Regions from separate parts of the Homo sapiens genome. Here regions 1 and 2 are each linked to region 3. A link is an interaction called in ENCODE POLR2A ChIA-PET data of the cell type or tissue named here. Cell type or tissue: HepG2. All regions are shown on one strand. Region 1 holds the start of LOC124901306 (a long non-coding RNA gene). Region 2 holds the start of LINC00336 (long intergenic non-protein coding RNA 336). Region 3 holds the start of UQCC2 (ubiquinol-cytochrome c reductase complex assembly factor 2).

The links. ChIA-PET counts read pairs that join two places held together with the same protein. Peaks named below come from ENCODE experiments on the same cell type or tissue, not always from the same donor. Only the 100,000 strongest peaks of a DNase experiment are listed, where the experiment ranks them.
Region 1: POLR2A ChIA-PET joins it to region 3 with 11 read pairs; 4 of 35 experiments call an interaction of 5 or more read pairs at or near these places.
Region 2: POLR2A ChIA-PET joins it to region 3 with 14 read pairs; 24 of 35 experiments call an interaction of 5 or more read pairs at or near these places.

Annotation. Positions count from the first base shown.
Region 1 is chr6:33,836,198-33,844,197 of GRCh38, forward strand. LOC124901306 (a long non-coding RNA gene) reads left to right here and starts at 7,807. Exons shown (of 2, transcript XR_007059551.1): 1 at 7,807-7,888. RefSeq lists enhancers at 2,819-3,753, 3,450-4,649, 4,689-5,623. In HepG2, a CTCF peak has its summit at 5,165; DNase peaks (open chromatin) are centred at 4,054 and 4,364; H3K4me3 peaks cover 1,306 bases; H3K27me3 peaks cover 1,269 bases.
Region 2 is chr6:33,587,328-33,595,327 of GRCh38, forward strand. It overlaps LINC00336 (long intergenic non-protein coding RNA 336), which reads right to left and starts at 6,011. Exons shown (of 2, transcript NR_027908.2): 1 at 5,670-6,011; 2 at 1-543. It also overlaps the pseudogene GGNBP1. RefSeq lists enhancers at 2,568-3,767, 2,698-2,747, 2,868-2,937, 3,428-3,537, 3,921-4,560 and 1 more. In HepG2, a CTCF peak has its summit at 2,512 (motif pointing right); DNase peaks (open chromatin) are centred at 2,534, 3,054 and 3,554; H3K4me3 peaks cover 1,411 bases; H3K27me3 peaks cover 274 bases.
Region 3 is chr6:33,707,115-33,715,114 of GRCh38, forward strand. It overlaps UQCC2 (ubiquinol-cytochrome c reductase complex assembly factor 2), which reads right to left and starts at 4,586. Exons shown (of 4, transcript NM_032340.4): 1 at 4,435-4,586. The coding sequence starts at 4,572. LOC124901304 (a long non-coding RNA gene) reads right to left here and starts at 4,335. Exons shown (of 3, transcript XR_007059548.1): 1 at 4,194-4,335; 2 at 3,581-3,737; 3 at 2,465-2,649. RefSeq lists enhancers at 3,182-4,079, 4,106-4,155 and a silencer at 7,298-7,592. In HepG2, CTCF peaks have their summits at 4,734 and 7,516; DNase peaks (open chromatin) are centred at 3,927, 4,667 and 7,407; H3K4me3 peaks cover 1,503 bases.

The DNA of each region.
Region 1 (8,000 bases), 130 kb after region 3:
TTAGAGTAAGAAGTATTGCCAATGAGCTCAGCGTTTATTAACCAGAGAAGGGGTAACTAAAGTGTGGGACACTCAGAAAAGGAATTCTTGACAGCAGCTAAAACTAACGAACATGTTATCAAGATGGACTGAAAGCAAAATGTATGGTTGGTGGAGAAAAGATAAGTTGCAGAAAGCCTCATCCTACAGATTAAAGTGTAGAGATGTGTAAATATAATGCATTACTTATGGATACATACATAAGCAGTATTTAAAATCATACATGGGGATGATACCAACTTAGATAAGGTAGCTACCTTTGGAGAGGGAAGGAGGCTATGTAAGAAATTGAGGGATGGTACACAAAGGATTTCAACTGTATGTGTAATGCTTTGTTGCCTTAAAAATTATCTCAAGCAATCACGCCACTGCACTCCAGCCTGGGCGACAGAGCAAGACTCTGTCTCAAAAAAAAAAATTATCTCAAGCAAAATTTTTTAAAATGGAGATTATTCTTTTTATATATAAATATACAAATGTATGTTTATGTGTGTGCATGTATTTTTTATTGCTGTCCTGCCTTTCACTTATTACTTTATAATAAGCATGAAAATGTAGTTTTAATAGTTATATAATATCCCCCCATAATTTATGAATGCATGTCCTGTGGTTGCATATATAGGTTGTTTCTATTTTTTCACACTGCTGTGACTGTCCTTATAAAGATTATTTTCTTAGGGCAGAAAGCTGGGATCACTGGGTCAAAGATTTGAGCTATTTTTAAGGCTCATAATAATTACTGGGTGAGAGTGTTAGTCAGAACACTTTGGGCTGCAAGTGACAGAAAACCAGTTCAAACTGGCTTAAGTAAAACGGGAAACATGTTGGCTTGTGTTGCTGAAAAGGCTAGGGAGGGAAGGCTGCCTGCAGGGTGACCCAATGTCCTCAGGGCTCTACCCAGACCCCTGTGCCCCTCTCTATCCCTCAGCTCTGCTTTCTTCTGGATCTGCTTCAGGCTTCCCACATCCTCTCCACATGGCACAAAATGGCTCCAGCAGCTCCAGCACTCACCATCTGTATCCATTTCTGGGGATGCTATAACAAATTACAAGAAACTTGGTGGCTTCAAACAATAGAAATTTATTCTCTCACAGTTTTGGAGGCCACAGGTCTGAAATCAAGTTGTCTGCAGGGCCACGTGCCTTCTGGGGACTCTAGGGAAGAGGCCGTGCCTTGCCTCTGTCAGCATCTGGTGCTGTCAGCATGTCCTGGCTTGTGGCCACATCTCTGTCTGCTCAGTTTTCACATTGCCTTCTCCTTTGTGTCTAACTTCTCTGTGTGTGTGTAAAGGATACTTGTGATGGCATTCGAGACCTACCCAAATTATCCAGAATAAGCTTCTCCTTCCAAGATTCTTAACTTAATTATATCTTTTGCCATATAAGGCAACATTTGCTTTTTTGGCATGTAAGGTAATATTTGCAGGTTCCAAGTATTAGGAAGTGCATATATCATTGGGAGAGAGGCATTTTCTTCAGTCTACCACACCGTCCTTTACAGCTCAAATCCCAGAGGACCAGTTCAGGCAAAAGTCTCAGGAGAGGGCTCTAATTAGCCAGCTTCCATCATGTGCCCACTATTCGAGAATTGATGCATAATATAGTTTGGCAAGAATGTGGGTGTGTGTGGGAGATAGCCTGGAACGGTTTGCCAGGGGTGAGCCTCAGAAAGCCTCCGAGACAAGGCTGAGGCACTGGGGCTCCATTTAGCAGGTCACGGGGGAATGGGAGGTGTCCAGGGGTGTTCAGCAGGGGAACCCTCCAGGGACAGGAGAGAGGGGAGCTGCAGGGAGGCCTGGGGGAGGTGGCTGGTGTGGTGATGAAGGTAGAGGAGTGGGTTGAAAGGTAGGAATGACAAGCAAGGGCCACATCTGAGAGGAGTCTCAGGGGATGGAGCAGCAGATCTCATAGACTGGGGAGGGGGCTGTGACACAGACAGGGAAGGCGGCAGGAGGCAGTAGTTTGCGGGCAGAGGGAGGAGGGGTCATTCCCTTGGAGACATCCTGAGTTGAGGCGATGGAGATGAGTCCTTCATTAGCTTTTGAGGCTCTGTGAGGCTCTGTGAGGCTCTGGCCAAGTCGACCCTGAAGTCAGACTGGGCTAAGATCTTCTCCAAGGCAGAGGAGCAGAGAGAGCCTGTCTTGTCTTCCTGACACATTGTGGAATGCAGCCTCCCTTTCCCGGGTCTCCCTGCGGATTGCATGCCAGGGCAGGCGGGTGTTTGGCCTGGAGTGTGTGCTCCCTCCCACCTCCCCGCCTCCCCACGCCTGCCGGAGTGGTAGTTCCTTCATCTTCCAGGAGCGGGGAGTAGCAGCAGATGAACTCTTTAACAAGCAAAAGGGAGAGAGCAGTTCCACAGGCAAGGGTTTCTGCTGAGGGAGCTGCAGCCACAAGGCCGAGCAGCTCCTGGGGTTGGCATCTCTCAACCCCTCAGTCCTGCCCTGGGCTAGCAGCCTGCAGGCAGGGCCCCCTGTCAGGGGGAACTGAGCCTCAGTGCACCTCACCCCAGCGAAAGTTCCCCCAGGGAACCTGCAGCCACAGTGTTTGTGTCACAACTGTATTTTGAAGAGAGGGACATTCTAGGTACTCCGGTTTTATTAATACAAGATGCTGGGATCCCCAGAAATTAGCTCAAGGAGAGACAAAGACTTCAGCCTCCCCTGAGAGCTGATCAGAGATGGCTGTGCTGACCCAGGGTAGGTAGAGACTGGGAGTGGGTGAGGTCCACCCCACCACTGACTTCCCCACTGGATGGAAGCCTCCGTGGCTGCTGGCTGCTCCTGTTATAAGAGGCCCTGTGAGAATGTAGGGAGAGCTGGGCTTCATCTCACAGCCCCTAAGATCCACCCCCACTCCTCTTCCCCAGACAGGCACATGCACGTGCATACGTGCGCACACACGCAGAGTCATGCACCTCGCTCTTCAGTCCTCGCTCCCCTTCCACTGCCCCTCCTGTGTTTACACAGCTTCCCCCCAGGCGAGGCCTTAACTGAGAGCAGTCAGCCCACACTGGCTGCAAAAGATGGGCCACGTCGGCCTGTGGGGTCTCTTGGGAATCTGGAATTGGGCTCTGAGATATGTGCTTGGACTCAGCATCCATTCCTTGCCTTCTGCTGCTGCAGAGGCTACAAAGCTAACAACAGTGTGGCTCCCGTGCACCTAGGGTTTTTGTTAATGAGCTAGGTTCTGCTGAATGCAGACACCCACATGAGGCCTGCAGGGCAGAAGTGAGGCAGAGCCAGCTTCCTCATCCGTTAGCTATTCGCCGGTGGCAGGTAGGCTCATGGACACACGAATTTTCCTTCATGGCATTCCAATGTCCAGGCACCAGCTTTATGGGGCCCAGACGTCATATGGTGGTGACAGCAGCTTCAGACGATGGATGGCAGCTAGAGTGGTGTGTTCGGTGGTGGCTCTGATTCCTCCCCTTCCTGATGGGGCCAGTTCAGCTGTTCCATACTCATTCCTGGGTGCAAGCCTAATGCCAACTGCTACAGCACCTCCAATGACTTTTTAAGCACCTAATTCCCCATGTTAATTGCCTCTCTGCTTCAAATCCCCACATGCCTTCTGTTTCCTGCACTTAAACCCTGATTGAAACAGATACAAACGCACTTTGTACAAACAGTCGGACTTTTAGCACTAATCTAACAGGTCATGAGAGGCCCAGGCCAGGGCAACCAGGAAGGGCTCCACAAAAATGAAATCGGGAGCACAGAGGTCTGCAGAGAGGGCCCCCCTACACACACACACCCCTCCCATGCAGAGGGGAGCTTTCTCCCTTCCTGATGCTTCCGCATTTGGGGTCCTGGGCCACAGGTAACCTTGTGTGACATGATAACATATAGGAATGTTAATTCATATTCCACGGCTCCTCTCCATCCCCAACCTTGGCCGCTTCCGTTCAGTAGTCAGCAGGACAGCTCAGCTGTAGTCTCAAGGAAGAGATGACTCAGCATAAAGAGAGAGACAGCAGTCTGTGCTTGGGTTCTGAGTTTCCAAACCCAGGCCTCAAGGGGAAACGGAAATGACTCATGTGGATAAACAGTTTGGTAGCTTGGGGGCATGTGGGATGACAGAGAGCAAGTGTGGCATCTTCCTCCCCTCTTCCACGCACACACAGAGGTTTCTGGATCCAGAGTTAAGGGAGAGGCAGGGGAAAGTAAGCAGGGTCTGGATAGTTTGGCCTCTCAGAAAGATGAGTCCTGAGGTTACCTGGGACCTTTCAGCTTGGCTCACTCTGCTACCTCATTGGGTTGCTCAAGGTCCCAATTCCAAATTCCTTGCATCTAATTGGCATAGCTCATCTTTTTCAGGCAGGTCCCAAGTCAGAGGTCAGGGCCAGGCTATGAGGAGATAGTCTGGCTCACGTGACCGCCTCTGGCCTAATCAGCTGTGGCCAGGAGCTGCGTCACATGGACTGAGGAATGGGGTGTCTGAGGCTGGGCAGGGCAAAGGCAGGGAGAGGGTTCTCCTAGAACGGGAACAGCTCCTGGCACGGAGAGACAGTACCTCAAGGCAGGGCCTGCAGGTTATAGGTGTTTTGGTGACTCCTTCACCTCATCAGTCTGTAATGGAGCCACTAAGGTGTCAGCTCCAGGAACTAGGAGTTGCGCCAGATGGAATATTTATTTGCTTTTGAATTCTTCCGTGTTGCAAGAAACTACTGCTTTGTTAAGAATTCCAGGTATTCCAGCTGTAAATTTCATGCTCCAGTCTCTGTTAATGCAGTGCAAGTTTGGGCCTGTCACCTGATTGTACTGTGCCTCAGTTTCCCAACTTATAAATAATACACCTCTTGGGAGGCTTCTGTGAAATTCATCAGCATAAAAATGCTATGGAAAAGCCTAAAGGAGACCCTACAAATGCAAGGAATGGTCAGTCCTCCTCCTCCCTGTCTCTCTTCCAGTTAGGTCCCCAGTCCCAGGCCCCCACTCCCATGCTACCCATGGCCCCCTCAGACCCTAGGTGGAGAGAGGAGGAGACCCCTTCACCCCTGGGGCAGGCACAGTGAGGGGCCCAGGCTGGGCAGGGCAGTGAGGTTCTGATGAGCCTTTCCTGTGATGGATGGCCCGCCAGCTGGAGCTGCAGTTCCAATTTGCTCCACATTTGGACAGCGCTTTACCCACAATTCAGCTTCTCAGGCCCACAAATCACTCTGCACAATCAGACCAAGGAGGCAGTGGGGAAGACAGGAGAAAGAGGTCCAGCAGCTCCTGGAGGACCCCGGGCTGGGGAGAGGGGCTGTGGGGTTGGAGTGCACACTATGTGAGGTCTGGATCCATCCTGGGCCCCCTTTCCTTCCAAGCCCATCTCCTGCAAGCTCTAGCCACCCCACGGTTCCAGATGGCATGCTTCATTGGGTCCTAGCCTTGTGCCCTCTTCCCAGCCCCCACTTCCCCCTGGAAACAAGAACAAGGATCCCTGCACTTATTGTCCCACTGCCCCAGACCATCTTCTGTCCAGCCCAGTGCAGCTCCAGCTATGTTGCAGAATCTCCAGGGCCTCCCACTGCCTCCCACCCCTCCATGGGACAGACCCACGCCACTTCCAGACCATAGAAGTTAGGACTAGTCAAACAGTCATTCACTCATCCTTTCACTTATTCCTTCCAAAAACATTGATTGAACATTCACTATGTCACAATGGTGAGCAAAACCTTGGAGCCCGTAGTCCAGTGACATTAACGAAACAATTAGAGAATTGTACAACTTCAAACCAAGACAGTGGCTGAGGAGAAAAAGATCCTGGGAGCAATGAGGGCATGGAAGTGAGGGGTCTACCAGGGTCTATGGTCTCTCTTAACTCCCTTCCTTTCAAGCTTTGTTTAGGCTCACCTCCTCCAGGAAGCCTTCCCTGATTGCTGCATCCATCTATTATTAATGGGTACTTCATGGTGGGTCTCTGGATTCAAGACCCTTCCGGTGTCTTGCCTTTCTGTTAAGTCCCCCATAGGTGAAGACACTCTGAATACACAGGGTCGGCCTACCCAAGTGTGGCCTAGGTACCACCAGTGCCTCCTCAGGACTCAGCTCAGAGGCTTTCTCCACCAGGAAGCCTTCCCTGGCATGTGACCTGGTCCTGGAGACCCTCTTCTGGCCTCCACAAGTCCCTGGACCCAGAGGGCATTGGCACTGCCCCCCTCACCTCCACCAAATGCCTCAGGGGCACCAGCTTTACTCTAGGGGATGCAAAGAGCTCTCCTGCAGTCCTGTGCCTGCCCCCTTCTTCCCCCATCTCTGCCCTCTGCTAATGATGATGTAGAGGCACAGAAAACAGGCTTTGATCTACAGTAGCTGCCTCCCTTCATGAAGGATTTCCCTGCCTCAGACATCCCTTTCCCTGGGTTGGTCTTGGTGTTCCGGGGTTCATCTCACCAAAGGCCCAGTGCTGCTGTTGCTGCGAGTGAACTGGGGAGGTGGCTCTCCCATCATCTCCACCCAGCCAGGCCCTCAGAGGTCATGCCAGTGAGGGAGTCAGGCCCCCTCAAACACAGGGGCTGGGCCCAGAGCTCATAAGGCTGGGGGAGCTGGGGGTGGAGAGAGGCGGGCTCAGTGGTGGCAGGGGCAGGCCTGAGGTGGCTCTGAGTGCCTGCCCATCAGCACACCTCTCTGCAGAATGGGTGGAGAGAGGCACCTGCACTTTCCCCCCTTGGAGTTACCAGAAGGTGGAGGAGAGAAGCAGAGAGGGAAGTGTGAGTGCTAGCAAGTTTCCCTGAACCTGGGGGGCTGGGAGGCAGATGCAGCCCATCACCCACCCTGGCGTGGCCAGAACATCCTCCTGATGAAGCTTCATAGTCAGAGTGAGCCCACTTTCAACTGCTCCAATGTGTTCGTAGACAAGAGCCACGTTGGGGACAACTGTTGTCTGTGGAGAGGAACTCACTCTAGGATCCTCAGCGATGCATTTTTTCCTGGTGAATTTCAACGAGGACTCCTTTGCCTGGCATTGATTTATGCTCCCAACCTTTCAGGCACTCATGGCTTGCATAAAGGGAGGGCTGCACACAGCAGAGGTGGGCCTGTTTAGCTGATCTCAGCAGAGCTCCGTCCGCCCACCCGATTGTGGGAGCTGGCAGGAGTGGGGAGGAGGCCGGCTCTCTGTCTGTCCTGGGGCCATGCTCACATGTCTGCTGCCCAGTGTGGGCCGTTCTGATACTCAGAGATCTGGGGGTTTGGGGAGAGGCAACAAGCCCGTGCATCTAGGAGGGCGCAGAGAAAAGCTGCCTCCAGCCCGGAGGCTCCTCTCTGCTCTTGCCTCTTTCAAGGCCCTCCCTTTTGATGACCTGTATTTTCATCTCTCCTCCCTCCCCTTCTGCTTCCCCCAGCCTCCTCCCAAGCCTCCCACGCCGGGCAGTCTCCATTCCCCTCGGCTGTTCCTGCCCATCTCTACCCTGCAAGTGTGAGTGTGCGGCTGCACTAGCTGCTCCCTGACCGGGGGCCTCTGATGGGGTTTGGCCAGTGGGAGGCACCAGCAGGAGATCAGAGGGTAGGGGGACAACGGATGGGGTGGATCCGGGCCTGCTAACACCAAAGGCCCTGGCAGCAACTGCTCAGCTGGCTCCTCCACACCCACTGATACGGTTTGGCTGTGTCCCCACCCAAATCTCATCTTGAATTATAGCTCCCATATCTCCCACATGTTGTGGGAGGGACCTAGTGGGACATAATTGAATCATGGGGCGGTTTCCCCCATACTGTTCTCGTGGTAGGGAATAGGTCTCATGAGAGCTGATGATTTGATAAGGGGAAACCTCTTGTGCTTGGCTGTCATTCTCTCGACTGCTGCTGTGTGAGACGTGCCTTTCACCTCCTGCCATGATTCTAAGGACTCCCCGGCCACGTGGAACTGTGAGTCTATTAAACCTCTTTTTCTTTATAAATTACCCAGTCTCGAGTAAGTCTTTATCAGCAGCGTGAAAACAGACTAATACACCCACCCTCTCCGGGTCCACTCCATCCC
Region 2 (8,000 bases), 120 kb before region 3:
TGGGTCAGACCGAGTACCATCCTGCTGCTCCCCTTCCTTGACATCAGCCTTTAAAGGTTAGGCCTGTCTCAGCTTCTTTGAGTGCACATTGATGGATCTGTTGAAAATGTGTTGATGACCTTTTTGGTTAATTTCCGTCCATTCATCATCTCATGCTTTTATCCAGTGGACATTTGCCCTGACAGTCTGTGTAGCTTACAAAAAGAAAGGGCATGGGGTTTGGAGGCCAGAGGTTTTAGTCTGGCATTAGCTTGCTCTGTGAGGTTGAGTAGAGGCCTCAGTTTCTTTACCCGTGAAAGGGGACTGTTGCAAGGACCTCCTGAGATGACGAGTGTGCAGCTGTAAGCTGCAAAGGCACTCCCTTGCGGGGGCTTAGCACAGTGTGATTCACTTTGGAGCAGTGCCTATCAGAAAGACTTGCCACCTGGGGCTGGGTGCAGTGGCTCACGCCTATAATCCTAGCACTTTCGGAGGCTGAGGTGGGCGGATTGCTTGAGCTCAGGAGTTTGAGAAAAGCCTGGGCAACATGGTGAAACCTTGTCTCTACAAAAAATACAAAAATTAACCAGGCATGGTGGCGTGCACGTGTGGTCCCAGCTACTTGGGAGACTGAGGTGGGAGGATCACTTGAGCCCCGGCAGTTGAGGCTGCAGTGAGCTATGAGAGTGTCACTGCACTCCAGCCTGGGCAATAGAGCGAGACCCTGTCTCAAACAAAAAAAGAAACATGCCTGCTGGGCACTGAGGGGCATCCTTCTAATTGCCCCAAGCCCGCATGCATGTCCATGTCACAGGAGGCCTCTGTGTTACCTCATCCACAGCCACGTAGGTTGTCAGCACCTGGCAGAGCCCCTCACTTTTGTCTTTTCACATCGAAGGGTTTGAATCTTGGTATCTGCCCTTTCTGGTCCCTCCTCCTTCTTCTCATCCCCTCCCCAGCCAGCCTGCCCTGTCCCAGGAGTCACAGTCCTGGGGTTGCCTGAGTAGCGCTGAGAGGCCTGGGTCATTTCTGGGTGGTGGCAAGTAAGGGCTCAGCCCAGTCCTCACTTTGGGGACAGAGCTGCCTTAAGAATACCTTTCCCCAGTGGGTGTTTTGTTTTTTTCTGTTAGGTTTATTATCTTATTACTATTACCTTTATTATTATTTAGGTTCATTACCTTCTTTTTTTTTCTCATTATTATACTTTAAGTTCTAGGGTACATGTGCACAACATTTCAAAGGTCCTGTCCTCATCACCATTCCCATCTCCCCTTACTGCCCTCAGGGACACTGTGCTGAGGGGGAAGGAGGCTGCCCCCGAGCCTTTGGAGAATGCTGGAGACCTAGGGAGGAGCACGGAGGAAGCAGCAGCACCACCTTGGGCTTGAGGGGAGGGCACAGACCCCCCTTGGGGTCGTGTCCAGAAGTGAGGGAGGGGAGGGACTGGCTGCGGTGCTGACTCCTGGGGCTTCCAAGGAACCCCCCAAGTTGGAAGGAGAAAGGATTCTCCATTTTGTGGCAGGGAGGTGGCTCAGGGTTGGTGGAGCTGTGCCAGCCGAGGGGAGGTGGCGGAAAGGTGTCCTCGGGTGCTTGTCTCTGGGGGCAGGGAGAAGGTTATGAGGTGCAGAGAAGACTGAGGCATCTTCCTTCACCCATTTCTGTCGCCCAGTGCCTGCTTCTTGAGGAGAAAGGTGAGATGGGAAACTGGCCTCCAGAGTGAAGCCGGTGCTGGCCCTGAGTCTGCCCTGCCCAGATCCCCGGAGCTGGTACATGGAGTATGTCTTTTCTTAGGGTACATCTAAGGATCCCCTGTGGCCAGCGGGTCTTGAGACACAGTGTCCATGTGTCTGTAGGATGGGCCTGCCCCAAATTCTATCCCACCCAGCCAACTCAGGCCTGTGATGTTATTAATAAAAATGTGCTTTGACTTTGGCCTCATTGTTGGCTGTCTTTGGACCCCAACCCCCAATCTTCAACCCTGGAGCAAGCCCAGTCTATCTGAGGTCTTGATCTAGTCCCCAGTCTGTGCCCATGGGGCTGCTAGGGCTGCCCTGCTGCAGAGTGGAGGGGTTGCAGCAGGGCATCTGTGCAGAGAGGGCAGGAGGTCTAGTTGGCCTGACCTAGGGCTGGGGAAGGACCCAAGGCCCAGAGTGCCAGGGGACCCTGCTGCCCACAAGCCGTGCCCCTGTTAGGAGGGGTGTCCCTGACTTCCCTCCCTCCCTAAGTTCCCAGGCTGTGCTGCAGCCTCCTAGGGAGGATCCGGGAATTCTCCAGCAGGAAGTTCCTGCCCAGCCAGCCCAAGGACAAAGCCAGGAAAGAGGCCCTGGGATGGGGGATCTGCCTCGGGAGGGCGGGCCTGGGTAAGCCAGGGGTCCCTGGTGTCCAGTGTTGCCTAATCTCAAAAGTAAGGGTGGGCTTGGGATGGAGTGCATAATGATGGGCCTTACTGGCCAGGGAAGGAGACCGACACACCTGGCTTCCCAGAGATGAGATGGGCAGCAGGGCCAGGCCTAGTTTGGACACCAGGAGGTGCTGTTCACCAGAAGGTCCTGCTGGCTTCCCTGTGGGGTCCCCCGTTCCTTCCTTTCTTTCTGCCTGGGTCCAGGCTCTGAGACCCCTCAGCAGATGTATGAGAAAAAGAGCTCACTGTCCCCAGCTCTTTTCAACATGACTGCTATCCATGGATGCTTGTCTGATGGTCCCCATGGGTCCCCACTGTGTCTAGCCCGAGGCCTGTTGCAGAGCTGAAGTTCAGTATCAGAACATGATGGCTATTCTTAGTAATCGCGGTGATTGATAACAACAGCTGTTGGTTGGATGGCCGGCCCTGTGGCCACAGACTTGGCGTGGGGAGACAGAAACTGTAGCAGCCTGGTCCCCTGCCCTGGCCCAGGCCAGCCCAGTGAAGGTGGGAGTCCCTGCCTCTGTCCCCCAGCCTGCAGGGTGTGGGTGGAGCCTGGAGAGGGCTGAAGGCTTTCTCCTGGACTTCCTGGCCAGAGCCCATGGTGTCCTTGACTCAGACCCCGAGCTGGGGCCGGGTGGAAGGGCCCATCTGGACTGCCCCCCTGAGTCAGCCAGGAGGCAGCCTTGTGACCAGATGACTCACCTGTGCCCTAATTGCCCTGTTAATCATTTCCTCCCAGAGTGTTCTCTGTTGGGAAGGGTGGGGCCTTGCAGGGCTTCCCTGGGAGCACCTGGATGAGGGGGGAGGGGCAGAGGGGGGCAGAAACCTTGGTTCGGGGTGTGGGACCCTGGGCTGGTCACCCTTCCTCTCTGTTCCTCATTTTCCCTGTCTCTCCAGTGAGGCCCATGGCACCTTCTTGTCCACTCCTGGGATTCCTCTGAACTGCGGGGGTCTGTGAGGCTGGGAAGTGTGGTGTGCTGGCGCTGTCCCTGGAGCAGGAGGGGGTCTGTGTGCTGGAGCAGGCCTGAGGGCCTCTTCCCAGACACACAGTGTCCTGGGCTGGTTTCTGCGGAAGGGCCTGGCTTGACATTTCTGGGTGGTGAAGGCAGAGGTGACCCAAGGACCTGCTGTGGGGGAAGGCCCCGTGGGTGAGGGCAGAGGGCTGGGCTCGGGTCAAGGCTAGAATGGTGAGAGCCCAAGCGTTCCTGAAAGGCCTCAGAGAACACTGCAGGCGCAGGCCTGCAGGGCGGGGCTGAGGACTGGGGATCCTGAAACGCCTCAGAGAACACTACAAGGGCAGGCCTGTGGGGTGGGCCCGAGGACTGGGGAGCATTGCAGCATTGCCTTCTCCCCCTTGCATAGAGACATCTGGGGACAGCTTCCACGGCCCCTCCTGCACCAGCACACTCACTCGGCCGAAGGGCCAGCGGGACTGAAGCCCAGCCCATCACACTCACTCACCAGGCCCTGGGAGGGGTAGCATCCCCCCGGAGGGTGCCTTTCCTAACTTGTTCAAAAGGGACAATGGGCTGGCAGTGGCCCTGATTGGGTCCATGAGGTTTGGAGCATTGCGAAGGGACTTGCCAAATCTCTGTCACTCTCCTGGTCTCTCCCTGTTGGTATATAAATGTGTCCCTGTGTGTGTGTTTCTGTCTCTGCCCTGTCTCCCCATGTCTCCCAGTGTCTCTGTCTCTCTCACTGTATCTCAGGTGGGATGAAGGCAAAAGCAAAGAGGCACCCAGGTCCATTCTGAGAGAGTTTAGGGACTCAGTGGTGGCTGAAAGGAAGGCAGTGGGTTGGGTCATTTAGGAGCTGGGGGTCAGGGTGGGTGGTCCCAGGAAAATGTGGGCAGGGCCAAAGGTGGGCCTATCCACCTCAGGAGACTGTATGATCCCCCTCCTGTGGCCCCCTGGCCAAGACCTCCCAGGGAGATGGTGCCTCAGGCCCTGTCTGGGGTCACTGGGGGTCAGCCTGGCCTACACTAGGGTGAAGGGAGGGCAAAACCGGAGATTTTGCTCCCCTTCTCAACTGGGAGATGAGCTGGAAAGCAGAGAGGCAGAGGGGAGAGACTCAGCTGGGTTGAAACCTGGCTCCCACTGCAGCAAGCTCATATGACGGCAGACAAGTCTCATATCTCTCTGAATCTCAGTCTCCACGTCTGTGCAATGGGTGAATGAAGAGCTGCTTGGCTCGTAGAAGATTCTCAAAGAATCCGTGGGGCCGGGCACAGTGGCTCACGCCTGCAATCCCAGCACTTTGGGGGCCATGGCTGGTGGATCACCTGAGGTCAGGAGTTCGAGACCCGCCTGGTCAAAATGATGAAACCCTATCTCTACTAAAAATACAAATAAATTAACTGGGCATGGTGGTGGGCACCTGTAATCCCAGCTACTCGGGAGGCTGAGGCAGGAGAATCACTTGAACCTGGGAGGTGGAGGTTGCAGTGAGCCGAGATCACGCCATTGCACTCCAACGTGGGCGACAAGAGTGAAACTCCGTCTAAAAAATAAGAATCCATGGAACCATTTTTATGAAGCATCGACTACATCCTAGTCCTGTTCTAGGCACTGGGGAATAGAGCAATGAGCAAGACATACACAACCTCCACTTTGGGGGGCTTACATTATTGCTAGTGAGATAAACAACAGATACGCCAGGGTGAGAGGTGCTATGAAGAAAGCTGAGACTGGATAGTTGGGGGGATATCACAGAGGGATGAGGAGGCCTTGCTGAGGAGGTCGTGTGCCGGAAGCCAGGGAGGGAGCCATCTGGGGGAAGGGCAGCCATGGGCACAGCAAGTGCGTCGCCCTGAGGCAGGAGCAGGACTGGTGGGTTTGAGGAAAGGGATCCGTGGAGCTGGAAAGGCATACGTGGGAGGGGGTGGGACAGGAGGTGAGGTCAGAAAGGAAATGTGGAGATGCGCTTTGCTGATCATGGGTTTGGGGGTTTGTTTCTTTCTCTTTTTATCTCTGTCGCTCGGGCTGGAGTGCAGTGACGCGATGACAGCTCACTGCAACCTCCACTCCTGGGCTCAGGCGATCCTCCCGCCTCAGCGAGGACTGCAGGCGCGCGCCACCGCACCAGGCTTGGGTTTCTCGGATCCAGTGTGGAGTGATGCGATGTGGTTTGCATATTTAAAGCTCCCTGGGCTGCCGAGGAGGAAAGGCTGTAGGGGGCGGGGCCTGAAACAGGGAGGCAGGTTCCGAGGCTGCCGCAGGCGTGGGGCGGGGTCGTCTGGCTGTGACTTACTGCAGAGAGTATGAGGGGGAACCAAGAGGGTACTTACCACTAAGGGGAGCGCCTTGGCCAGCACCTCTGCTCAGTGGGGAGCCAGGCCCCGCCCCAGGTGGTACCTTCCCCCTTGCCCCATATGAGGGGCTTGTGGGGGACTTTGTCTCCATCATCCGCAGGGTGGAGCGGGGCGGCCTGGGACCTGGAGTCCGGGAAGAGTCGAAGGCCTGTGGGCGGCCGAGGTCACGCGTGGGCGCCTGCGGGGGGAGGGCGGAACCAAGAGGTTGGCACCGCAGTGCCTGTGCGCACCGAAGTGCAGCAAACACGTCTCGGCCACGACTGCCAGGCCACCCCAGGCTCCAGCGGAGCGTGCGTACCTGCGCAGGCGCTCGCATCTGAGAACTGCCGAACCGTGCCACATTTCCGTTCCCTCTGGCCTCGCCCTCAGGGGTCGACCGGCGGCGGAGCGCGGGGCCTCCTGTGCTGAAGGCAGCTCCCTGGCCTCCAGAAACTCACAGTCAGTGGTGGGAGGGCCGTAACAGACCCGCGCAGTTAAGAACCAGATGATGATGTTGCTGTAGTATAGTTTGGAGAGTGCAGAGAAGGAAGCAAGCAATGCCAGCAGGGAGGAATCCAGAAGGCTTCCAGGAGAAGGCACCATTTATGATTTGGGCTTGTATCAGGAGGAGGAAGTTGACAGGTGAAATAAGGGGAGGGCATGCCTGCCAGGCGAACAGTCTGTGATTGGGAAGTGTCCAGTCTGCACCATGACCCCACTGTCCACCTTCCTGACCAAGTAGGAACCATTTGGACTCCTCTATTGTCCTGGGCCTCCTTGTTTAGTCCACCCTTTTATTTTATTTTATTTTATTTTATATTATCTTATTTTATTTTATTTATTTCATTTCATTTCATTTCATTTTATGAGATGGAGTCCCGCTCTGTCGCCCAGGCTGGAGTGCAGTGGCGCGATCTCTGCTCACTGCAACCTCTGCCTCTGGGTTCAAGCGATTCGCCTGCCTCAGCCTCCTGAGTAGCTGGGATTACAGGCACCTGCCACCGCGCCTGTCTACTTTATTTATTATTATTATTATTTTTTGAGACAGAGTCTCACTCTGTTGCCAGGCTGGAGCAGGCTGGAATGCAGTGGAGCTTTTTCGGCTCACTGCAACCTCTGCCTCTCGGGTTCAAGCAATTCTCCTGCCTCAGACTCCTGAGTAGCTGGGACTACAGGCACGCATCGTGACACCCGGCTAATTTTTTCTATTTTTTTTAGTAGAGAAGGGGTTTCACCATGTTGGCCAGGATGGTCTCGATCTCTTGACCTCGTGATCTGCCCATCTTGTCCTCCCAAAGTGCTGGGATTACAGGTGGAAGCCACCGCACCCTGCCTTTTTTTTTTTTTTTTTTTTTTGACGGAGTCTTGCTCTGTCGCCCAGGCTGGAGTGCAGTGGCGCGATCTCGGCTCACTGCAAGCTCCGCCTCCCAGGTTCACGCCATTCTCCTGCCTCAGCCTCCCAAGTAGCTGGGACTACAGGTGCCCGCCACCATGCCCGGCTAATTTTTTGTATTTTCAGTAGAGACAGGGTTTCACCGTGTTAGTGTGCCTGGCTAATTTTTGTATTTTTAGTAGAGATGGAGTTTCACCATGTTGGCCAGGCTGGTCTCGAACTCCTGACCTCAGGTGATCTGCCCTCCTTGGCCTCCCACAGTGTTGGGATTAAGGGCATGAGCCACCACACCCAGCCCACCCATTTATGTTTAGCTTATTTTCTCTCTACCATCTATCCCGCTCAACACCCCCACTCTCACTGCCTTTGCTGGAGCCCTAAATCACCGCCCTAGCCTTCCATCCTCTCACTGCATCTGCCTCACCACTGCCAGGGTGCCGTTGGCTCTCTTCCTCTCTCCCCCTCTATAACCCCTACCCATCCTGTACAGCTCAGCCATGGCACCTACTCCAGCCCTGGTTTCCTCACAGCTCCCTGGTTTTAGGGCTAACAGGATTCACTGCATGTGTTTACTTGCTCTCCCCAGGGGAGACAAACACAGCATGAAGGCAGGCCCTGGGGGTGCGGGCGGGGGTTTTGGGGGAGCTTTGTTTCCATTGTCTGCAGTGTCCAGCATGGTGTCAGATTCAATATATGGCACTAGACTGAATGAGCAGAGGGTGGCTTGCAGAAGGACGCTTGTGAATAGGGGTGGGTGAGAGCGGGGGAAGCAGGCAGGGGCTGGATTACATAGGGCCTTAAAAGCCAACTTAAGCAGCTTGGCGTTCATCCTCAGGGCAATGGGAGCGAGGGCCGGAGACCTGGGAGAGTGGCCTGGTAAGATGTACAGCGAGGGGGCAGGGGCTAATGTGGAGGCCTTCACAATGGTCACAGTG
Region 3 (8,000 bases):
CAGAGATAAACGCCACCCCTTGGTGTGAATACTACCCTAGCTCACACTGGCGCCATTCAGAATTGGGAGAGAAAAAAAGATGGAGATGTTTGTATTCCCTCTTAGAGATGATTCTCCTTACAACTCCAGGTTTTCGATGGGCTCAATACATAATTAAAAATAGGATAATCTGTTCTTAGGACACTCTTCAAAAGCATAACTTCAGGGGGCCCACAAGTGGGGGTGAGCAACGTTGAGATGGCTTCACCGTGGCCAGCATATGCCAGGTGGCTTGGGAGCTAGCTCCCTGCCACACTGAGGAATGCCAAGGACCAGGCCTCAAATGGATGACTGAGAAAACAGAATCAAAAAAACCTTTGAATTCTCCTCTGAGAAGGTGGAAATACCATTTACCTTATTAGAAACCCAAGAAAAAGTTTAACTTCTTTCAAACTGGGCCAATATTATTATACTTAAACTTGCATACAATACAGTTAGAACTCCCTGGTGGGCGAAGAGCAGCAGCTCTTCTAGGACGCCCCTCGGAGTTGCACCTTGTGCTACATAAGTGGGTGCTGGTGTGCAGTCCGGGATCTTTTAGGAAGCACCTAATGAACTCATTAGAAAGATCTGCTCCTTTCTCTGTTGTTAGGTCAACAATTACATTTGTTGTGCCACCTTCCCCCACGTTGCAATTCTTTTATTAAGCTCTCAGCGCTGTAGGAAACACGTGTTCTTAGACAAACTGTATTCAAAATTGGCAAAGCCCATAAACACTGACTTTTTAAAACTACACAATAGGATATGGGGTGTAAGAGGAGTTACATGTGTTCCCGCTCCCACCACCACCTCCCCACTTGGTGGGTTTAGGGTGGACCACAAGACTCCCCAGAGGGCAATTTGAGGTGGAATAAATGGAGGCAGTGGTTTTTGTACTCTGGTTTTGTGTATGAATTATTGATTTGCCCTTTAGTTAACCCAGCTTTTCTCCGCCTGGTGTCCCACCCAGGACCATCTTTCTTCCCATCTGGACTGGTAGTGGCTGGGGCAAAGAATAGGTGGGTAAACACAGGGAGTTCCATTTGCTGCCCAAACTATCTATGGCCCAAAAAGGTTTGAACGGGCAACCAGGGGAAGGAAGTGGTTTGACGTTCATGGAATAAGAGGTTGTTCTAACAATAACTTGGAACAGCAGCTGAGGAAAGGCCAGGCACCCAGGAGACGATGCACACTAGGGCCAGAGGGGCTGGGTCTGTTTCTCACTTGGCTTGTCTCTTATGGCTACGGAACCCCCAGTGCGTTGTCTTGTTTTTCTGATGTTTCCTCATCTGTAAAATGGGAACAGTAATGGCTACCACTCAGCTGTACTAAGGATTAAATGAGATCACGCCGGCAAAGGTGCACTGTGCACCTTTCAGGGTGATCATTAGGACGAAGGAAGCCAAGAGGCTGAGAGGAGGACTGACTGCCTCTCTCCTCTACGGAAATGGAAAGACGGCATGAGCAGAGCTACTTTCCCCTCCAGTTCTGTCTTCTGGCAACCGGCTTAACCAAGGAGGAGCTCCATACTAGTCAGTCAACTGGATCTAAGCCCCACCTCCTGCTGCCAGTTTAATGAAGAGCCTACCAGAATCATCTTGCTTTCTCAAGGTCTTTATAAATGATCTGGGGGTGTCAGTAGGAGTGACTCACAATAGTGTTTTCAATTCCAGCAAGGAATTGCGCCCTTCAAAAATTACCACAAAGATTTACTAAGGCCAGGTGCATTCTCAGGTGACATTAGGATGAGGTACCGCAACAGTGGTCCTGAGTAATGCACCTGCTGCCATTGTGCACTGGTTCACTCTACCAGGAATGCATTCATCAGCTGCTACAGAATCACTAACACAGCCATGAGTTGCATCTGCAGCTGGGACTCAAACCTGTGTGGGCCTTTGACTGATCAGAAACGATTGCCCTAGGTGATGACAACTCCGAAAGAGAAAACTCTTTCCTCCTTTGCTGGCTCCTCTTACACTAACAATCAAGCAAGTGAATGTTACGCTCTCTCACCTCCCCAAGGATGGAGCCGCTGACTGCTCAACTGTAAGCTCCTCAGTGGTGAAGGCCAGGTTATGGCCTTCCTCCATAGATCCTGCAATTTCCCAAACATGGTAAGCTCTCAAATCAATTCTCACCACTCAGGACACACAAATATTCCTTTCTCACTCTTCACAACTTCTCTTCATCTAGTTCTGCTACATCTGAAACTATATTCAAATTATCTTTGTCTCATGAGCCACAACCAATTATTTACTTATCCATTCAGACATTTACTGAGTGTTTTTTTATGGGCCAAGAACTAGCTAGACACTCGTAGGGGAGAGAGGGAAAGATAAAAATGGCATCATCTCTATTTTCAGGAAGCTCATACTAAAAATATGCAGGGAGTACAGCTTTAGAAAGTTCACGGGTTTGTAGAATTGGGACTAGATAAGATTCTTGCCTTAAAGATCTTTACACTTTGGGCCAGTGAAGACCACCATGAATAATGTGAGGGCCCTGGGTATCGTATAACCTGGGCCAGACACTCCCCAGGCTGCCAGCCAATCAGCAGTACAGTCACAATGATGCCACTGGGCGTGCTCCTGCTCCTTTAGGTGGGCTGGCTTGGCTCTGTTTCGGGCTAAGCTGAAAAAAAAAAAACCCATGTTCCTTCTGTAACAAGTCTTGGCCAAGTTTCACAAGTCATTTCTTCAGACTGTGTGTATATGCATCTCATTATCTCATTTCATTTCTGGTCTCTTGCCCGAGCCCCAGGCTCAAATATAGCACTGCCTACTTGACATTGCCACTTGGAAATCAGTGTACTTGGCATCTCAGGTTTAACCTGCTTAACACCGAACTCGAGATATTCTTCCTACACTTCACCTATTCCTACCTCAGTAAATGGCACCATCTTAGACCTAGATGCCCAGGCCAAAAAATATCTAGGTGCTATCTTTGGTTCCTCTCTTTTCCTTTATCCCACATCCCATATATCAGCAAGTCCTGCTGACTCAACCTGCGCATAACCTGAATCCAACCACTTCCATCTTCTGTGCTGCCGTCCTCATCCAACCCCCCACCATCTGTCGCTTATAGTACCATAATCGGCTTCTCTCCAGCCTCTTTTTTTGTTATTGCCCCCTATAGCCCACTCACCACATACAACCAGAATAGTCTTTTAAAAAGTAAATTAGGGCACATCAGTCCCCTCACTAAACATCCCCAGTGACTTCTCACTGGCCTTATAATGAGGTCTAAAGCTAATCAGAACAGATAATATCCTACTGTGCCTGGCTCCGGACCTTCACCTTAGCAAACTCCACCTTACTTACTACCCTGCAGCCATTCTGGCTTTCTTTCTGTCCTCAAACATGTCAATCTGCCTCCTGCCTCTGGACATGTGCAGTGTCTGGAATGTCCTTCCCGCCAAGTGTACATGGCTGGCTCATCCTCTTGCCTTAGGTCTCACCTATGTGTCATCTCCTCAGAAAGGCCCCACTAATAACATTACCCTTTTATCACGCTACCCTATTTTCTATCGATCACAGTACTTATCTGTCTTACGTACACTTACCTGCTTATTGTGTCCTGAACTACAATGTAAAACTTCATGCGGGCAGGACTTCACCTGTTTAACACTGCTGTTTCCCTAGCACCGTTCCAGGCATATGGTAGGTGCTCAATAAATACGAGCTATATGAATGAATGAATCCCAGAGCTGCAGCGCCAACCTGGAGGAAAGCAAGAACATAGGCCTACTACTCACACACAGCTGCGTGAGCTGAGGACCCAAACCTGCTGCACAGGCTTACAGGGGCTCAGGAAGAACGCAAACGCTTAGCGGGGACCTGCAGAGTTAACTGGGGATTAGCTCAGTCAATACACAACACTGCGAAATAATGAGGTAATGCTACCGTGACAAGGAAGCAAAAAGCTGAGGCTGTCACCAGCTGCCACTGGTGGTGTGGGTCTCAACTCTCTCTGCACCTTGAATCACCTGGAGAGCTTTTAAAACTCTGAGGTCAAGACCCCACCCCTAGAGATTCTGCATTTGAAGTTTTTGTTTGTTTTTTGATTTGTAGAGACGGAGTCCCACTATGTTGCCCAGGAGGTCATCCTGGGCTCAAGCGATCCTCCCGCCTCGGCCTCTCAAAGAGTGCTGGAATTATAGGTGTGAACCGCCGCACCCGGCCCATCTGGAGTTTAAAAAAAGCTTCTTCGGCAATTCCAAGGTGCAGCCGGGGGAGAGCGCTGAATACAACGGGCGTCGCTATCAGTAGCTCCCTGGGGGAAAAAGGGGGTCCGCGCTCACGTGCTGCCTGGAAAGAGGGCGCGCGCATGCGCAGATCCCCCTGCTAGCGCGCTCGTTGGCCCCGCCCCTGCCTCGTCCTTTCCTCCCCTCGTCCCAGCCGCCTCCCCGCCGGTCACCTGGGTATTCTCTCCCTCCCGAAAGGCCTGTGCTACCCGCTGTCGCAGGTAAGCGCCCAAGTCCCGGCCCCGTTTGGTCTCGTCCACTGGCCATTCCTCACAGAGCTTAAGAAAACGCCGGTACCGGCTGGCCGCCATCTTGGGCCCCGCGTGTTCCCGCCTTAGCGGGAGGAGTCGGCGCCGACGAATGGCGCTTGCGCACTAAGCCTCGCCGCCTGCCTTAGGAGTGGAGCGGGAGGCCGGAGTGGGCATGCGCGACTTTGTAGGCGCACCGCTACTCTCCGTGTAGGGGCGCTGCTCGCCTTTCTCTGCAAGCCGAGCTAATTCAGTCTTCGTCCTCCTGGAACCGGCCCAGCTCCCAGGGGCAAGGCGGACGTGGAGTACCCCAGAGACAGCTTTGCGTCTCTTTTTCAATGACTGCACAAGCTTGAGACTAAAAAACCCTCCCCCGAGGCCTCCGCTGTTTTGCATAAACCAATATATTTGCATGTAAATACAGGTTACTGGATGAAAATATGTTTGAACGTTGTTCGTGGGTGCCCCCGTACCTGTCACTATCCCTTGGTACTCGGCCTCAATTCCTTCTTTAGTGCTTCCTAGTTCTTGTTCTTCTCTGCCCAGTCCCTGTTAGTATCCCTTCTGTTCCCCCCTTCCTACCCCTCATAAGCCAGACATTTTTCTCTGGGAGGCGCAGGTTTTCTAGCATGAGCAATGCCAACTGTGTTGATTCAGACTAGAAAAACTTTTTTTTTCTTTACAATTTATTATTTTGTATTGTGGTAAAATACACATAACAAAATTTACTATCTTAACCATTTTTTTTAGACAAGGTCTTGCTATGTGGCCCATGCTGGTCTCAAACTCCTGGGCTCAAGTGATCCTCCCACCTTGGCCTCCCAAAGTGCTGGGATTACAGGTGTGAGCCACCACACCTGGCCTTAACCTTTTATTTATTTATTTATTTATTTTGAGATGGAGTCTTGCTCTGTGGCTCTGTCGCCCAGGCTGGTGTTCAGTGAATGGCGCAACCTCCGCCTCCCGGGTTCAAGTGATTCTCCTGCCTCAGCCTCCCAAGTAGCTGGGACTACAGGCGCCCGCCATCATGCCTGGCTATGTTTTGTATTTTTAGTAGGGACAGGGTTTTACCATGTTGGCCAGGCTGATCTCGAACTCCTGACCTCAGGCGATCCACCTGCCTCGGCCTCCCAAAATGCTGGGATTACAGGCGTGAGCCACGGTGCCCAGCCAGCCATTTTTAAGTGTACAGTTCATGGGTATGAAATAGCACTGAATAATGTTGTGCAGCCATCGCACCATCTCCGTAACTCTTGTAAAACTGAAACTCCATACTCATTAAACAATAAATCCCCATTTCCCCCTCTCCCCCCAGCCCCTGGCAACGACCATTCTATTTTGTCTGTATGATTTTGACTACTCTAGGTACCTCATGTAAGTGGAATCCTGCAGTATTTTTGCAACTGGCTTATTTTGCTTAGCATAATATTTTCACTTCAAGGTTCATTCATTTTGTAGCATATGTCAGAATTTCCTTCCTTTTTAAGGCTGAGTAATATTCCGTTGCATGTATATACCACATTTTGTTTACACATCCATTGATAGACACTTAGGTTGCCTCCATGTTTTAGCTCTTGTGAATAATGCTGCTATGAACATGGATGTACAGACATCTCAAGACCTTGCTTTCAATTCTTTTGGTATATACCCAGAAGCGGAATTGCTGGATCATATGGTAATTCTATTTTAAGTTTTTTGAGGAACTGCCATACTGTCTTCCACAGCAGCTGCACCATTTTGCACTCCCACCACCGGTGCACAAGGGTTCCAATTTCTCCACATCCTTACCAACATTTGTTATTTTCTGGTTTTTTGATAGTAACCATCATAATGGGTGAGGGCTGTATCTCAATGTAGCTTTGACTTGCATTTGTCTAATGATTAGTGATATTGAGTATCTTTTTATGTGCTTATCAGCCATTTGTATATCTTCAGAGAAATATCTATTCAAGTCCTTTACCTGTTTTTAATCGGGTTTTTTTTTTGTTGTTGTTGTTATTGAGTTTTAGGAGTTCTCTGTATATTCCAGATATTACTCCCTTCACAGCTATGTGATTTCAGAATATTTTCTCCCATTAAAATGTGTTTGTTTTATCAAGTCTTCTCTTATATGTCTCTAGCTACATCACCATGTGGACTAATTTTTGTTCTCAAAAGACTGTCCCACCATCTGCATTTTTCATAAGAAAGCCTCAGCCCCCCGTATATCTCCACTATCCTGTATTTAGCCAAGACCATCCAATGTGTACAAAACTTTGCTTCCTCCAAACCTTTTCCTTCTTGCCTTACCTACATTTTAAAGGTGAATCTAGGAGAGTCCTGCCTTCAAGAAGTTGATGGCCAAGTCTGGGAATGTGTACATAACCAGGACACAAAGTTACAGATGACGAGAGCTTTAACTGAAGTGTTAGACAATGCTAGAGAGTTTGGAGAAACAGATGTCTGCTGTTCAGGGGAGAGTGGGAGAAGATCAAGGATGGCTCCAAGAACAGCCAGAGGCAGGCCTGGGGTGGCAATGGGAAAGAGAGGGAGGAGTTTAATTTGAGGAAAGATCAATGGGTGATTTTAACTGGAATGGCTTTAACTGTTCCGAAGATGTTAGGAGTCAAGACCATTAAAGGAAAACCTCTGGGGACCAGAATGTGTGATGCCCGCTGAGGTAAGGAGAGTTCAGGGGGAGTGGAAAATGAGGCGCCCAAGGGCACCTTCTCCAGAAAGCTCCCCTGATTAACCCCACCAGGTTCCCAGCCCAGCAGTCCCTCCTTGCTCCATCCTCACCTCATAGCCATGTAGTTTTGATGACACCCCTAAGGCACAAAGGGCAAGGATTGTATCTATTTACTTACCAAGGTCCAGGCACCTAGGGCTGTGCTGGGTGCCCCGAGGCGCTGTCATAGCCGTGGCTTTGAAGAGCACCTGACTGGTCCACATCTGTCCCAGGAGGCAGAGCCAAGGTCCCTCTGTCTTAGGCAACCAAAAAGTAACATTAGGTGGCAGCAAATGGTTTTCATGCTGCTTGAGGTACAAGGACAATGAGAGGTTGAGAAGAATGCTGGGCTCCAGAGGAAGCGCAAACAGATGCTTCCTCCTAAGGTGCTCCCTTCCCCTGTACCCTAGCTTCTCCGTCAGGCTGTGGTTGTCCCTGGTTCTGACTGCCCTGCCCACCTCTCTTCCTCCATATGGAGGTTGTTTGGCATGGTAGTTAAGTAGTAGGGTTATGGAGTCTGAGAGACCTGTTTGGAATGTAGGCTTGCTCATTCATTCATTCATTCATTCATTCATTCATTCACTTACTCACTGATCTATAGCCCTGATCACTCTATCAGTATAATTTTCTGGGGCCCAGTGCAAAATGAAAATGTAAAGCCCTTTGTTAAAAAATTGTTAAGGCCGGGCGTGGTGGCTTGTGCCTATAATCACAGCTACTTGGAGGCGGGAGGATCACTTGAGCCCAGGAGTTCGAGACCAGCCTGGGCCACATAGCGAGACCC